Linked DNA regions of Homo sapiens: region 2 is linked to region 1. A link is a loop called in an ENCODE intact Hi-C map of the cell type or tissue named here. Cell type or tissue: CD4-positive, alpha-beta T cell. All regions are shown on one strand. Links, peaks and the distances in the headings refer to the core of each region. The heading gives the core; the rest is flanking DNA.

Region 1 (2,907 bases), core at 242-2,741:
TTTGTGGGGTTGGGCAGGGGCTGGGTAGTATTCCATTAAGAGGATACACTACAGTTTGTTTATTCATTTTCCTATTCATGGATGTTTTGGTTGTTTCTGGTTTGAGGCCTATAATGTCACTTGAAGATAGATTGTGATGTTAAAGGTGCATACTGTAAACCCTAAAATAGTCACTAAAATAACAAAACGAAAAGTTATTGTTAATAAGCCAACAAAGGAAATAAAATCAAATCATAAAATACAAAAGAAAGCAGAAAAAGAACAAAGGGCAGCCTGGACAAACAAAACTACTGAGCAGCAGAATGATAGAGTTAGTCCTAAATAACCATGTGAAACAAACGATGCAGACACCCTCATTTAAAAGACAGAGATTGGCTGGGCACAGTGGTTCACACCTAGAATCCCAGCACTTTGGTTGGCCAAGGCAGATGGGTTGCTTGAGCCCAGGAGTTTGAGACCAGCCTAGGCAACATGGCAAAACCCTGTCTCTACAAAAAATACAAAAATTAGCTGGGCATGGTGGCGTGTGCCTGCTGTGAGGCGAAGCAGGAGGATTGCTGGGAAGTCGAGGCTACAGGGAGCCAAGATAAAAAAACAAAAAACAAAGATGGTCAGTTTGGATAAAAAATGAGGCCTAATTAATGCTGCCTATGGGAAATGATTTAAATACAAAGAAACAAGTATATATGAAAACACAAAAAAGAACAAGATATGTTAACACTAAGAAAAAGCCAGAAGGTCTGTATTAATCTCAAAAGATTTCAAAGGAAAGGGATAAAGAAAGTGATATAATGATAAAGGGGTCAATTCATTAAGAGGACATAGCAACTTTAAATGTTTACACAACCTAATAACTGCATTCTAGCCTAAGCGATATAGACCCCCGTCTCTTAAAAAAGGGGGAGAGAGAGAGAGAGAGAGAGAGAGAGGAGAGAGGAGAGAGAGAGAGAGAGAGAAAAAGAGAGAGAGAGTGAGAGAGAGAGTGAGAGAGAGAGAGAGTGAGTTAAATATGACTGGGCATGGTGGCTCATGCCTACAATCCCAGCACTTTGGGAGGCCAAGGCAGGAGGCTCTCTTGAGCCCAGGAGTTCGAGACCAGCTCGAGGAACATAGGGAGACCCCATCTCTATTTTTTTAAAAAAAGAAAAAATTTAAATATGTAGGGACAAATCTCACAAAACATGTCCAAGACCTGTATGCTGAAAAGCCTAAAGCATAGCTGAGATAAAGACAACTTGGTAAATGTTTATAAGTAGGAAGACTCAGTATTATAATACTAAGCTGCCAGCTCTCCTCCCCAGGTTGAATCTATAGATTCAACACAAACAAAATCCTTCCAGCCTTTTTTGTAGCTATTAACAAGCTGCTTCTTAAATTCATATGGAAATGAAAAGGATCTAGAATAGCCAAAGCAACTCTTATAGAGAACAACAAAATTGGAGGACAAACACTACCTTATTTTAAAATTCAATAGTTAAAACAGTATGATATGGGCAAGAAGGTAGGGCATAGATCAGTGGAACAGAATAGAGAGCCCATAAATACAGGCCTACGCATATATGGACAACTGACTTTTGATAGAGGCGAAAGGCAATTCAGTGAAGAAAGGATAGTCTTTTCAACAAATGGTGCTGGAACCATCAGGCATCCATATTCAAAAAAGTGAACTGATTCGTACCTCTTACTATATAATACATTAACTCAAAATGGATCTTAGACCCAAATGTGAAACATTAAACTATAAAACTTCTACAAGAAAACTTAGAAAATCATTGTGACCTTGAGTTAGACAAAGATTTCTTAGATGTATCACCAAAAACACAATACATAAAAATAATTTTTTTTTTTTTTTTTTTTTTTTTTTTTTTGGAGACGGAGTTTTGTTCTTCTTGTCCAGGCTGGAGTGCAGTGGCGTGATCTCAGCTCACTGCAGCCTCTGCCTCCCAGGTTCAGGTGATTCTCCTGCCTCAGCCTCTGGAGTAGCTGGAATTACAGGTGCCCGCCACCACACCCAGCTAATTTTTGTATTTTTAGTAGAGATGGGGTTTTGCCATGTTGGCCAGGCTGGTCTCAAACTCCTGACCTCAGGTGGTCTGCCCGCCTCAGCCTCCCAAAGTGCTGGGATTACAGGCGTGAGCCACCATGCCCATCCATAAAAGAATGATTTTAGTAAGCCGAACATCATCAAAATTTAAAATTTTCACTCTTCAAATGACACTTTTAATAGAATGAAACGACAAACCATGCACTGGGAGAAAACATTTGCAAATGACACATTAGATAAAAGACTTGTGTATAGAGTTAAGAAATCTCTTTACTCAAGAAAAAGACAATTCAGTTTTTAAAAAGCACAAAAGTGTGAAAAGACAGTTAAGATATAAGATGGCAAATAAGCATTTAAAAAGATGCTCAACCTCCTTGGTCATTAGGAAAGTACAAATGAACACCACAGTGAAATGAACACCTCCACCCCTTCGAGAAGGTGGTTCTTAGATTGTGGCCTCCACTTTAAGCAGAGCCCATGTGTTCCTGTGGTGGAGGCTTAGTGTGAGGTTGGGCAGCACGCACGCAAAGCTGAGTCTTCCCGGGCATCCTGACCACGTGGTGCTCAGACAGATGTGATCCTGCTGAAGCACCACAGGACCTTTTGTTGCTGGATGACTGTTAGAATTTTCTGGATTTAGCTGGTGGCTGATAAGCAGTGTTAAATACTTGGGTCTTGTTTTTCCTTAGCTCGGGGAGTACAGACAGTGAGGAAAGTACAGACTCTGAAGAAGAAGATGGAGCAAAGCAAGACTTGTTTGAACCCAGCAGTGCCAACACGGAGGATAAAATGGAGGTGGACCTGAGTGAACGTAAGTGGATTCATTCTTCAGATCAGCTGCCCTGTGTTGGAATTAGGTATTG
Region 2 (2,907 bases), core at 293-2,792, 260 kb after region 1:
ATTGGATGCGTCCATTCATGATAGGACAGATGCGCACAGTACAGCACTTTCAGTCTGCCTGGGAGGTGGGTGTGGGTGCCCGGACCTCCCACGCTGACCTTGATCCTGAAATATAACCCAATGGCTGTCTCCTTTCCCTTCTGGAAGATTCCCACTCAGCCTTCAAGGTCCACTCGGAGGTCACTTGCGTCCCCCCATTACCCCAAATAGACATAATGCCTTCCTCCGCTGTGCTTGCAGTGAGGCTTCTTCCTTGTCTAAGACCCACCCGTCTCTCCCCCCTCGCCGCTCCAGTCCGAAACTGCGATTGTCCTGTTTCTGGGGTCCTGGGCGTCTCCAACCCCCCAAAACGTTTGTGCATTGGAAAAATGGGGAATTGGCTGGGCGCTCATTGGCTGCCGGAGAAGCTAATTGTTTCCTTGAAGTCACAGGTTTCGGACGGAGGAAAGAAGAGTTGGGGTATTCTGGCGGTAGGGACCGGTGGGGAGGAGGAAGTGACCCTCCTCTAAGGCCCAGGGTCGGGGGAGGTGGGGAGGGAGCGGCCGACCGGCCGAATAGCGCTGCTTTCTTTGTTTTTCATGCAACATAATTCCATGGCCAGTCCAGGCGCTGCAGCCCCCTCCCCTGCCGGCCCCGGCGCCCGCGCAGGACCGCAGAGGGGCTGGGGGTCCAGGGCGCAGTCTAGTTCCAGGGCGCCCGCGCAGCCGCGGGTCCTTCCCTCTGGGAAGGAGCTGGCGGAGGCTAGGGAGGGGGCGTGCGGGTGTCCCCCGCCTTCCTCAGCTCCTCTAAGCGCCCATGGAGAGCCCCAGTTCCGTCCCAGGCTCTCCCTCGGCTCCTCTTTTTATTTATTTATTTATTTGTTTGTTTGTTTATTTATTTATGATGGAGTCTCGCTCTGTCGCCCAGGCTGGAGCACAATGGCATGATCTCGGCTCACTGCAACCTCTGCCTCCCCGGTTCAAGCGAATCTCCTGCCTCAGCCTCCTGAGTAGCTGGGATTACAGACGCTCGCCACTACACCCGGCTAATGTTTGTATTTTTAGTAGAGACGGGGTTTCACCATATTGGCCAGGCTGGTCTCGAACTCCTGACCTCGTGATCCGCCCGCCTCGGCTTCCCAAAGTGCTGGGATCCTCGGCTCCTCTTTTGCAGACGAGGAGGCGCAGGGGCGAGTGGGGAGGGCGTCCTCGGTGAGCGCGCGAATACCCTCCTGAGTCAGCTGGGTCGGCGGCGGCTGGCAGGAGAGGCCCCCCACGGCCGGGGCGATAGCTGAAGGTGGAGGTTGACCCAGGCTGCGCCCGGGTGGAAGAAGTTAGACTGCAGGAGGGACCAGCGGGCATTGGCGTGAACCCCTCAGTCGCCCCTCCAGAGTGTGAAATTGCCTCTTTGCCCGACGCCGGGCTGGGACTGGGGGTGGGGAGAGACGGAGCAGGGATGGCCGCCCGCTGCCCGGTGCGCTTCCCGGAGCTGCGCAGAGCCCCGAGACCCGGAGGGAGGACCGAGCGCGCTGCGCGAGCACCCCCGGTCGCCTGCCGGCGCTCAGCACCGAGCACTTTTTCCTGCTCCGGGTGTTCTCGGTCCACCCTGCAGCCCAGCCCCGGCGGACCCGCCCCCGGCCCGGCCCAGCGTCCCCAGGGGCTCCCGGCCCACCCCGTCCGTTCTGGAGCGAGAGTTCACTCCCCGGGCTGACTGCTCCAAGCCCCCTTTATTAGAAGCATTCCTTGTGGAAAAACAGGAAACACTGACCTGTAAAACAAAACGCTTATTAAAATCGCCTGGAATCTTGTTGCCTGATTAGCATGCCGCTCTGCTTCCTGTTTTTGGTCTGTGCTACTTTCCATATAGTTTTCTCAACTCTTTTTGTGCGCGCTAACAAAATGGAAGTCACTTGGTATATAAGCGTTTCTGCTCGTTATTTTTTAACATTTATATTTATAAACGTTGTTTTCCTCGAGTAATAAATACAATCTCTTGAGAAGACACCGAAACTGAACAGCGAAGCCCCGTGGCCCCTCTCCCTCCCACACCCTTCCACTCCCCCTCTGGAAGTAAGCACAGTTGTGAGTCGGCTGTGTATTCTCCCAGTCTTTTTCGCATTTTATGTACCGTATATATATCTAGAAATACATAGTTTTATTTAGGAGTCGCTTTAATGTAAAGCAGATGGGGTTGTAGATACAGTTCTAGAACGGGCTTTCCCCCACTTAACAGTGAGTTTGGAAATTGCTTGGCCTAGACCTGCTTGTTTCTTTTTTTTTTTTTTTTTCTTGAGACGGAGTCTCTTGTTGCCCAGGCTAGAGTGCAGTGGCACGATCTCAGCTCACTGAAACCTCCGCCTCCCAGGTTCAAACGATTCTCCTGCCTCAGCCTCCCAAGTAGCTGGGAGTACAGGCATGCGCCACCACACCCGGCTAATTTCGTATTTTTAGTAGAGATGGGGTTTCGCCATGTTAGTCAGGCTGGTCTTGAACTCCCGACCTCACGTAATCCGCCCACCTTGGCCTCCCAAAGTGCTGGGATTACAGGCGTAAGCCACCGCGCCTGGAAGGGACCTGCTTCCTTCCTGACTGCATAATAGATGTACCACTCACAGCTGGAATGCGCCTTCGTTTATTTCAAGCATTCTCTGTTGTTTTTAGTTTGATTCCAGCTTTTCTCTATCCAACCCTTCAGCCCCTGTGTGCACCTGCTAAACTCCAGGCCTCTCCTAGGTGCAGGGAGTGTGTGCAGTCGGGAACAAACAGACACATTCCACCATCGCGGGGCTTGGGCCTGCAAGGGCAATGAACCAATACACCGGAGGTGGGTGAGGAGGGGATATTTTATTTTCTGAGAAGAGGATATATTGGGATCATTACTATGGTTCAAATACCAGATCAAAATTAAAAAGTATCTAGAGGCCACGTG

What was found. Peaks named below come from ENCODE experiments on the same cell type or tissue, not always from the same donor. Only the 100,000 strongest peaks of a DNase experiment are listed, where the experiment ranks them.
Region 2: a loop joins it to region 1, with 2.1 times the contacts of the local background. A loop is called at or near these places in 7 of 110 quality-filtered maps.

The regions. Positions count from the first base shown.
Region 1 is chr11:68,593,364-68,596,270 of GRCh38, forward strand. It overlaps PPP6R3 (protein phosphatase 6 regulatory subunit 3), which reads left to right. Exons shown (of 24, transcript NM_001164161.2): 19 at 2,734-2,855. Among named protein-coding and RNA genes, the nearest start is that of GAL, 90 kb to the right of the region's middle. In CD4-positive, alpha-beta T cell, for the core only: no CTCF peak of the experiment used is centred there; no DNase peak of the experiment used is centred there.
Region 2 is chr11:68,854,102-68,857,008 of GRCh38, forward strand. All of the region lies in intron 1 of LOC124902700 (a long non-coding RNA gene), which reads left to right. Among named protein-coding and RNA genes, the nearest start is that of LINC02701, 13 kb to the right of the region's middle. RefSeq lists a silencer at 1,489-1,548. In CD4-positive, alpha-beta T cell, for the core only: CTCF peaks have their summits at 1,487 and 1,687; a DNase peak (open chromatin) is centred at 1,510; H3K4me3 peaks cover 581 bases; H3K27me3 peaks cover 1,191 bases.